Regions from separate parts of the Mus musculus genome. Here region 1 is linked to region 2. Evidence: chromatin contacts called from ENCODE Hi-C data. All regions are on one chromosome and are shown on one strand. The core of a region is the stretch at or near the end of the contact, and the rest is flanking DNA. Distances in the headings are between cores, read along the strand shown.

The links. A loop is a pair of places that touch in the nucleus more often than their neighbours do.
Region 1: a map of gastrocnemius shows a loop between it and region 2 (5-fold over the local background). The contact joins the promoter of Tle4 here to the enhancer-like site in region 2. A Hi-C loop is called at or near these places in 2 of 37 maps with a recorded cell type or tissue (gastrocnemius and heart).

The regions. Positions count from the first base shown.
Region 1 is chr19:14,595,993-14,599,802 of GRCm38, reverse strand. Tle4 (transducin-like enhancer of split 4) reads left to right here and starts at 1,620. Exons shown (of 20, transcript NM_011600.3): 1 at 1,620-2,435; 2 at 2,949-3,046. The coding sequence starts at 2,391.
Region 2 is chr19:14,224,319-14,228,252 of GRCm38, reverse strand. No RefSeq gene overlaps it. Among named protein-coding and RNA genes, the nearest start is that of Gm31331, 130 kb to the right of the region's middle. Within about 2 kb of position 2,311, at least 1 of the 3 ENCODE cell types and tissues checked has a DNase peak (open chromatin) inside an H3K27ac peak, as active enhancers do; it is gastrocnemius, where a contact is called at or near this core.

The sequences.
Region 1 (3,810 bases), core at 371-2,870, 370 kb before region 2:
TGTGAACACACAAACACACACACACGCACAGACTCAAATCCCCCCGCCCCCCCCACACTAAATAAATGTATAAAATTTTTCAAAATTTCTAAGAAGCAAGTTTTTTTCAAACAGGCAAAATAAAGCCATTTTGCTTAACTGATAGCTTTAAAAATGCAGTCCTAATATGCAATTATTGTTGAGCTTAAAAAAAAAAACCCTCACGTGTTCAAAATCCTCTTTATGTGAATCCCCTTTATTCTGGATTGGCCGCATTTTAATAATTGGGTATGAGACAGAGGCAAGTCCTCCATCCTCTTATTTTGGAAATTAAATTTACAGAACGGAGGCATTGTATGAGCCTCAGTTCTGGATTTTTAGCAAGACTACTGCAGTCTTTCTTTGCCTCGGTGTCCTCAGTGGCCAGTACTAGTGAGGCCCACAGAACGCCTTGAATTGGGCATTAAGCTACCGGTTCCTCTGTCGTGGAAAGCGCTATCATTAGGAAAAACGTTTTTCCCACATTTGTTGAACCAACAGCACCGTATTAGCCTGCACTTCGAGTTAAGGTGGGACTCAGAAATGAATGTCCCAAACACAGCAGCCTTGGCTACAATCCTGCTTGACTTTTTCCGAATTCTTTTGATTGCCCAGGGGTCAGAGGTTCCTTAGCTCAGCCTTAAGGCTCCCAACACCCGCCAAGTCTCAAAACTGCCTCGGGCGGGCTGCCACTCCCGGGTTCTGACCCTCTTCCGTAGGCCATCACAAGCCCAAGGCCCGACGGTCCACACTCGGACCCTCTTTCAACCCCGGAGTAAGTTGACTGGTGCCTCTAAAGAAAGGGAATGTCAAGAGTCTGCCGGCCGGGAAGCTCTGGGACCGGCCCAGTGCACGCCTCCCGGCTGCGGCTCTAAACCGGGCCGACGGCGTCCGCGCTCACGCGGAAAATTATGCCGGCTCCAGCAGCGCGTAAAATGGATGTGAACCGCACGGAGTGGGATCAGCGCGATCCTCCCTCTCTTGTCTCAACAGGGGTTTCGGCGCGTTGCACAAGGCCGAGCTTGTCTCTTTACGGAGACATCGGGCCCTAATTAGTGCGCACCCCCGCGCGGTCGCCAGGCCTGGGCTCCGCGTCGAACGGGAGATGAGCCTCGGAGGGCGTCTTCGGACCGGCCTGCAGTCTCACCGCCATCGCCGCCGAAACCTGCTTCTAAAGATGCAGCCAGTGCAGCAGCGACAGCAGCCGCCGCGGCTCGCCACCCCACGTTACTTTGATTGACAGCTGAACAAATGTTTCCGCGGTTCGAACGCTCGCACTAGGGAACAGCGGCCAGGGCGAGGCTCCGCCCCGGGCGGGCCGCTGCGCCCCGCCTCCGCCAGCACCAATTCTTTGCAGTTATTGGTCGGAGCTCCACGCCACGCCCTGTCCCCACGTGGGCCTAGCCTGCCCGGCCCCGCCCTCCTGGCTTGCCATTTGTCAGCGGTGAAATGATGGGCAGTAACACAGAACCGCGATTAATGTTCAGCCATCTCCGATTGGTTGATGCGGCGCCCTCGCGCCGCGGGAGGGCGGGGCTCCTGGAGAGCGCCGCGGAGAGCGCGCGGGGCTAGCCGGAGACTGTAGTCAATCTGGAGGCATCCTTGGCCACAGTAGCCGCGCGAGGACTACATCTCCCGGGATGCTCCTTGGGCCCTCCGCGGATGGTCGTGAATATGTATCAGAATGTTAATGATTAGCTGCTGCTAAATTTGGTCAAAGAAGTCACCTACACAGAGCGCGTTGTTAGAGCTGTTCCGAGCGGGCGTTCGGCTGTTGGCTGCCTTCTTCCCCCTCTTACACACTCGTGTATTATTTTGAGGTGGTGTTCGCAGAGTTTGAAAGAGAATTTTAAAAAGCCGCAAGCGTTTCGCTCTTTTATTTTTATAATCCCCTTCAATTTGGGGCTAAAAAAACAGGAAGGAAGAAAAGGAAATGAAATGTGGTAAAAGAAGCTAAAAGGTGCCTTTTAAAAGATCGTTGCTGTGAAGTGAAAAAAAATCTCCAGAGAACCCCCAAGCGCCGCGAGACCTCTTCCGAACCAAAGGAGTTTGCGCTCGCTCTCAGGGAAGAAGCGACCATTCATTCCGAGGAATAGCAGCCAATTAAAAGACAAATAAAAAAAGTTTGGAGTGGGGCGCGAGCAGGCGGGCGGCGCTCGGCGGGCGCGGGGCTCGGCGGGCGCAGGACGGACGGTGCCCGCCGCCCTCAGTGACGCCCGCGGGGAATGCGGAGCCGGCCGCCCGCGCCCAGCCGCCGCGCCTGCCTGCCGCCCGCGTCACGCGAGACCCGCAGGCCCGGGACGCCGCCGCGGGGCCCTCGAAGCGGATGAGCCGCGCGCCTCTGCCTGGCGCAGCCAACTAAAGCGGCGTGGATGATTCGCGACCTGAGCAAGATGTACCCGCAGACGCGCCACCCGGTGAGTGGCGCCGCGCCCGCAGCCCTGTCCGCGGCCGGCCGCTCCGAGGGTGCGGGAGGCGACCGACTTGTAGCCATTTTCTTATTGTTGTCTCTGAAGCCCCGGGAAGCAGCGCGCCGCCGCTCTCCGCCCGCGCGGCTCTCCCGAGGGGGGCGAGCCGGGCGGCGCGAGTCTGCGGGGTGGAGGGCGCCGGCGGCCACAGGCCGGACTCGCTCTGCTAGCTGACGGCCGCTCGACGCCATGGCGCGGCTGCCTCCGACGGGCCACTTTCGATTCCGGGTAGGGAGGGATGGGAGAGCCGGGCCGGGGGCTCGGGGGTTTGGGGGGTGACGGGGGGAGGCGGAAGCCAGGCTGAGAAGCTGAGCCGAGGGAGGCCGCCCGGAGGCACCGGGACCCCAGCAGGCGAGCGAGAGGCGGGAGCGGCGCGACCAACCCCCCCACGTCTCGGACCGCGGGCTGTCCACCCCCCACCTGCGATGTGGGCTAATTAAATATTTTATTGTTGTTCTTTAGGCACCGCATCAGCCTGCTCAACCCTTCAAATTTACAATTTCAGAATCCTGTGATCGGATTAAGGAAGAGTTTCAGTTTTTACAGGCTCAATACCACAGGTAACGATATTGACTTTAGCTGATCCTTCTGTTTGCTTAGCTCTTGTCTTACCCCCTTCCAACACTACCCCCCTCCTCCCCCACCCCCCCACAAAGGTATTACCATTTCCCCCCTGTGGGCAGAAAAGGCAAGTCAGGGCCTCTTTTTCCTTTAGGCAGGTGTAAAGAAATTAAGCATTTTCTTCTCCGGTAAACAGAAAAGGAAGCAGAACAATCGAAACTGGGGAGACTTGGAAAACGCTGAGGCCAAACTTTCGATATTGATTTATTGGGTCAGGAGGCTGGAAGGTTGGGAAGATTCTGGGGCCCTTTGACTTCTTGCTTCTTTATTACTCTGGGCTGCATTTCTTCCTTCTACCATCATGGCATAATTTAAGAGCCAGGGAGTTAAGCAGTGAGCCATTTCATTACTTTTATTAAAAAAAAAACAAATAATAATAATAAAAACAGGACACCCCCCCCCCCCAATGCTTTTGTGTTCAACGCTCTTAGACTTGGAGTGCTTTTGAAACATGTTTGTTTCACCGGGTCCTTAATGATGCAGAATTCTTATTGCAAGAGCCCAAACAAGCTGCTGGACCAGATCAACACCTCCCACCCCCACATGCTATTCAACTTGTCTGTATTTTTTGGAGGGGGAAAAACAATTTGTCAGGAGACCGTGTTGATTCTGATTTTCATTAACCTCATAGAATATTAATGATAGAACCTTCCCTGTGGCATTTTCATGGACCTAACTTTGCTTATATATATATATATATATA
Region 2 (3,934 bases), core at 1,062-3,561:
TCAGTGATTTAGCTCATTCCCAACAGGCCCCACCTCTTAATGTTCCCATTACCTCTCAACAGCGCTGGAGACTGGGGACTAAGCCTTCAAGACTCAAACTAGAATAATCCTGCTGCAAATGTGTAAGGAATATGTAGAATATTCCCCCTTTTGGGTCTCAGGGAGTATTTTCTGCTGTGTCAGGTGCCCTGGGTGCTGCACAGTGTTCCTTCTCTCAGCCACTGAGATCTTATTTTACAAAATAAACTGTGAATTTTCAGACAGTGGTAGCAGCCCTTCTGAACAAGTGGTTCTTAACCTTCCTAATGCTGTGACCCTTTAATATAGTTCCTCATGTTGTGGTGAACCCCAAGCATAAAATTATTTTGTTGCTACTTCATAACTATAAATTTGCCACTATTATAAACCATAATATAAATATCTGATACATGACCCCTGTGAAAGGGCCATTTGACCCCAAAGGCCCACAGGATGAGAACTGCTACTCTATACATCTATACATCTCTATACATCTCTATCTATAATGAGATTATCACCTTTCCTCTCTCATACAGCCCCTGTGCTTATTCTGTTTCCCCAACTTCCAATCAATCAAATCAGCCACTAAAATAAAAAACTGAAGGCAGATCCCCATTTAGAGATGTAAGATGCATTTTGTTTTCTGATAGTTTGATTTTGCTGGCTAGTCTCCTGAGAGCCATCCCTGCTCCATGGAAGTAGAAGACAGAGGTTACTGGAAAGGTGCAACTGGAACCTTGAAGTGGATCTGCATTGCTTGGACTGTGGCTGTGACCTTTCAGGATTGATTTGAAATTTATTCTGATGGAAACTGAAAGCCGAATATCACTGGTAATGTCGATTTAAGTTCTTCATATATATTTCTGCAAACTTTTGTATGGCCACAGTAGGGTGGCAAACTTCAATATAGCTGTCCAGTTACTGCTCGTTTGAAGACCTGTTTATAATGTCCATTCTCAAAGTCATGTTCATTGTTTTATTTGACGCCCCCTTCTTGCGTACTCCTGGGATTATTTGGGTGGCATCTGTGCTCACCCAGTTTATTACTGCTTGACACTTTGCACATGTAAATGGCCATAAAGTCATCAGCCCTTGTAGCTACCAGACCTGTTTGGGAACATAAGTATAAACCGTTTTCTCTTTTATCCACTTGTGATTTAGGGATATCTCTGATCTATTTCTTTCTCTTTGTTTTAAGATCAATAATTACATTAAAAAGCAAGTATTTACAAAGAGAACAAATAGAGGTCTTTTGATTTTCTGTTCCTGTTTTTCAAGTGTAGAGTTTCTGAACATCAGTTTAAATTTGACTTTGATTTAATAACTCATCAAGGGTCAGATAAGATTTCAATTGAGTAATGCTGATATAGGAGCTGGAGCCAGGCCAACATCACTTGAAGGCCAGGGGAGCACATCTAATTATTGTGACCCAACTGGAGATATGATACCTTGTCCTTTTAAACCAGCTAAGCTAAGGGGAAGCTTGCCAGGACCAGGGTTTGCCAATTTGGCCTTACATGCCCTGAACTTGCTGTCTAGGTTGATTCAGTGGAAAGAACATGGGCTTTGTAGACAAAGCTCAGATTGAATTCTGGCTGTTGCACTTATAACCTTGAGGCCTTGAGCATATTACTTAACCTCTCAGAGTCTCAGTTTCCTTTCTCATAAAACAAGGATTATACCTCCCCTGCAGTGCTGTTTGTAAAGATGAAATGAAATACAATAACTCATGTCTGGTCGCTAGGCTGGCAAAGGGTATGTACTCCAGAACTACCCATTCCTTTATTCTGTTATCTTTCTCAGTAGGTCAGATTAATGATGACCATTTTCTAGCAACTTATTGAAAATAGCTACTTCTAATAATGATGCTCATGCCACTATATCTTTAGTGCTGCAAACAGGAATATAAAATATAGATATAGCAAGATCTTTTCTTAGAATACTTAGAATGCCAATAGTTTCCCTTTTAGACAAGGAATTTAGCTCCTGGAAAAGAAATTTGTCCTGACTTTCTTCTTTCCCTCTTATGTTTGTTTCATTTATTGGCTAATTGACTTAATTAAGTCTCATTTTCTTGCTAGAATAGATAATTTGTAACAGTGCCAATTTCTGGTTCATGGAGGCACATCTCTGTGATGTAGATCAAACAGAAGGATGCAGTTGTGCTGGTCAGTATACAGAATGATGTCATCCATATAGAATGTGATGTGAAAAGCACCCATGGAACTTGTCGTCCGTGGCACTTTAACACTTGTTTCCATAGCTAAGCTCGCTGATCCAGACATCTGAGAGGCAGGCCTGCCCCTGCCAGGCTTGCTTGCCTCTGCCAGGCCTCTCATTTCGGGGAAATAAATTAAACCAGTTGATGACAAGGTCTGGATTATACAATTTCTTTAAACTACAAAGCAAACCTGAAATCTAATAAGGAATGAACACAGTGCAGACAAAATGGTTAAGAATCCATTTCTGGTAACCTTTGTAAGAAAGTTTGAACACACCCATCCCCCTTTATACATTTTGTTTCCCAGCTCCCAGAAGCAGAATCATATGTTACACCTGGCAGTGGGAATTGTAGCACCATATTTTTTCTTATTTTTAAGAGGTGATACCATATTTTTTTTTTAAATGAGGAGATTGGAAAAAAAATAAACAGATGGGTAGAGACTGGTGGAGGGGGATATGGTACTGAGAGAAAATGAGAGAAAGACAGAGCGAGGTAAGTGCTAAAGGGCAAAGCTTCAGTACCAGACACTGAGGTATTTGCATATTCACAATATGTTTCTGGCCGAGAGCATGTTTCTCTGGCATTCTGTATGTATTTCTAGGTCTCTATATTTATCTGTGTCTCTGGCTACATATGTGAGGCTAAGTTTAGAGCTGTGTTTGCTGGATGCTCTGCAGTGGTACTTGAAGAATTCCGTGTTAAGTATTCACTGGCAGTGTGAATAAGCTGCCCTGGCATAGAAGGGGAAGTGGAGGAGGGAGGTGGAGACCCGGCACAGTCTGTGGTGAGGGCCAGCTGCAGACGGAGTCAGTCTTTCAATGCTATTTTCATCATGGGCTTCTGAGCCAGTTCATTTATTTTTGGGTTCCCCTTCATTCCAAATAGAAACAGGTGATACTAAAATGAGACTGTGCCACACAAGGACAGAAGTTTGCCGTGCTTCCTCATGCTATCAGGGAGCTCGAGTGGGATAACTCCAGGGGAAATTCAGAGGACACCTGTTTATTTGAGTTCCATTCCTTCTGTTTCTTTCCTTTGATAAATAAATAAGAAAGAAGGACATTTTGGAAGGAAAGAAGGTGAGGGCAATAAGTTAAAAGAGGTAGTTACCGGATAGGTAGCCACGGCATTACATAGTTTATCCTTGGTTAGCGTGAAGCTGTGCACTTGAGGCCATGTTCACAATGCCCTCATCATGCAGGTCTATATTATACTGGTCACTCAGCCTCATTGATGTTTCTAGCATCAGCTATAGACTAAGTGTATTAGGAACATGCTTATATGATCATTACATACATTGCCTTTTTTTCTCTTTTTTTATTTTTAATATTTTTTATTATTATGTATTTTCCTCAATTACATTTAGAATGCTATTCCAAAAGTCCCCCATACCCCCCCCCCCACTTCCCTACCCACCCATTCCCATTTTTTGGCCCCGGCATTCCCCTGTAAATGAAGGTGTAAATCTAGAATTTTGCTCAAAATTTCTATAGAAAGAAAAAAATTGCCAATAATTTTGCTTTCAATTAAGTGAATTTATTGGTTTTTCTTGATTAAAAAGTAAAGATGAAAATGATAGTATAACATTACAAACACATGGAATATCTACAGTATGGTTTGAACATATCTGAGAATGTATGTTTATGTGTGTGGGTGTGTGAGTGGGTATATGGTTTGAGAGGTGCTGATTTA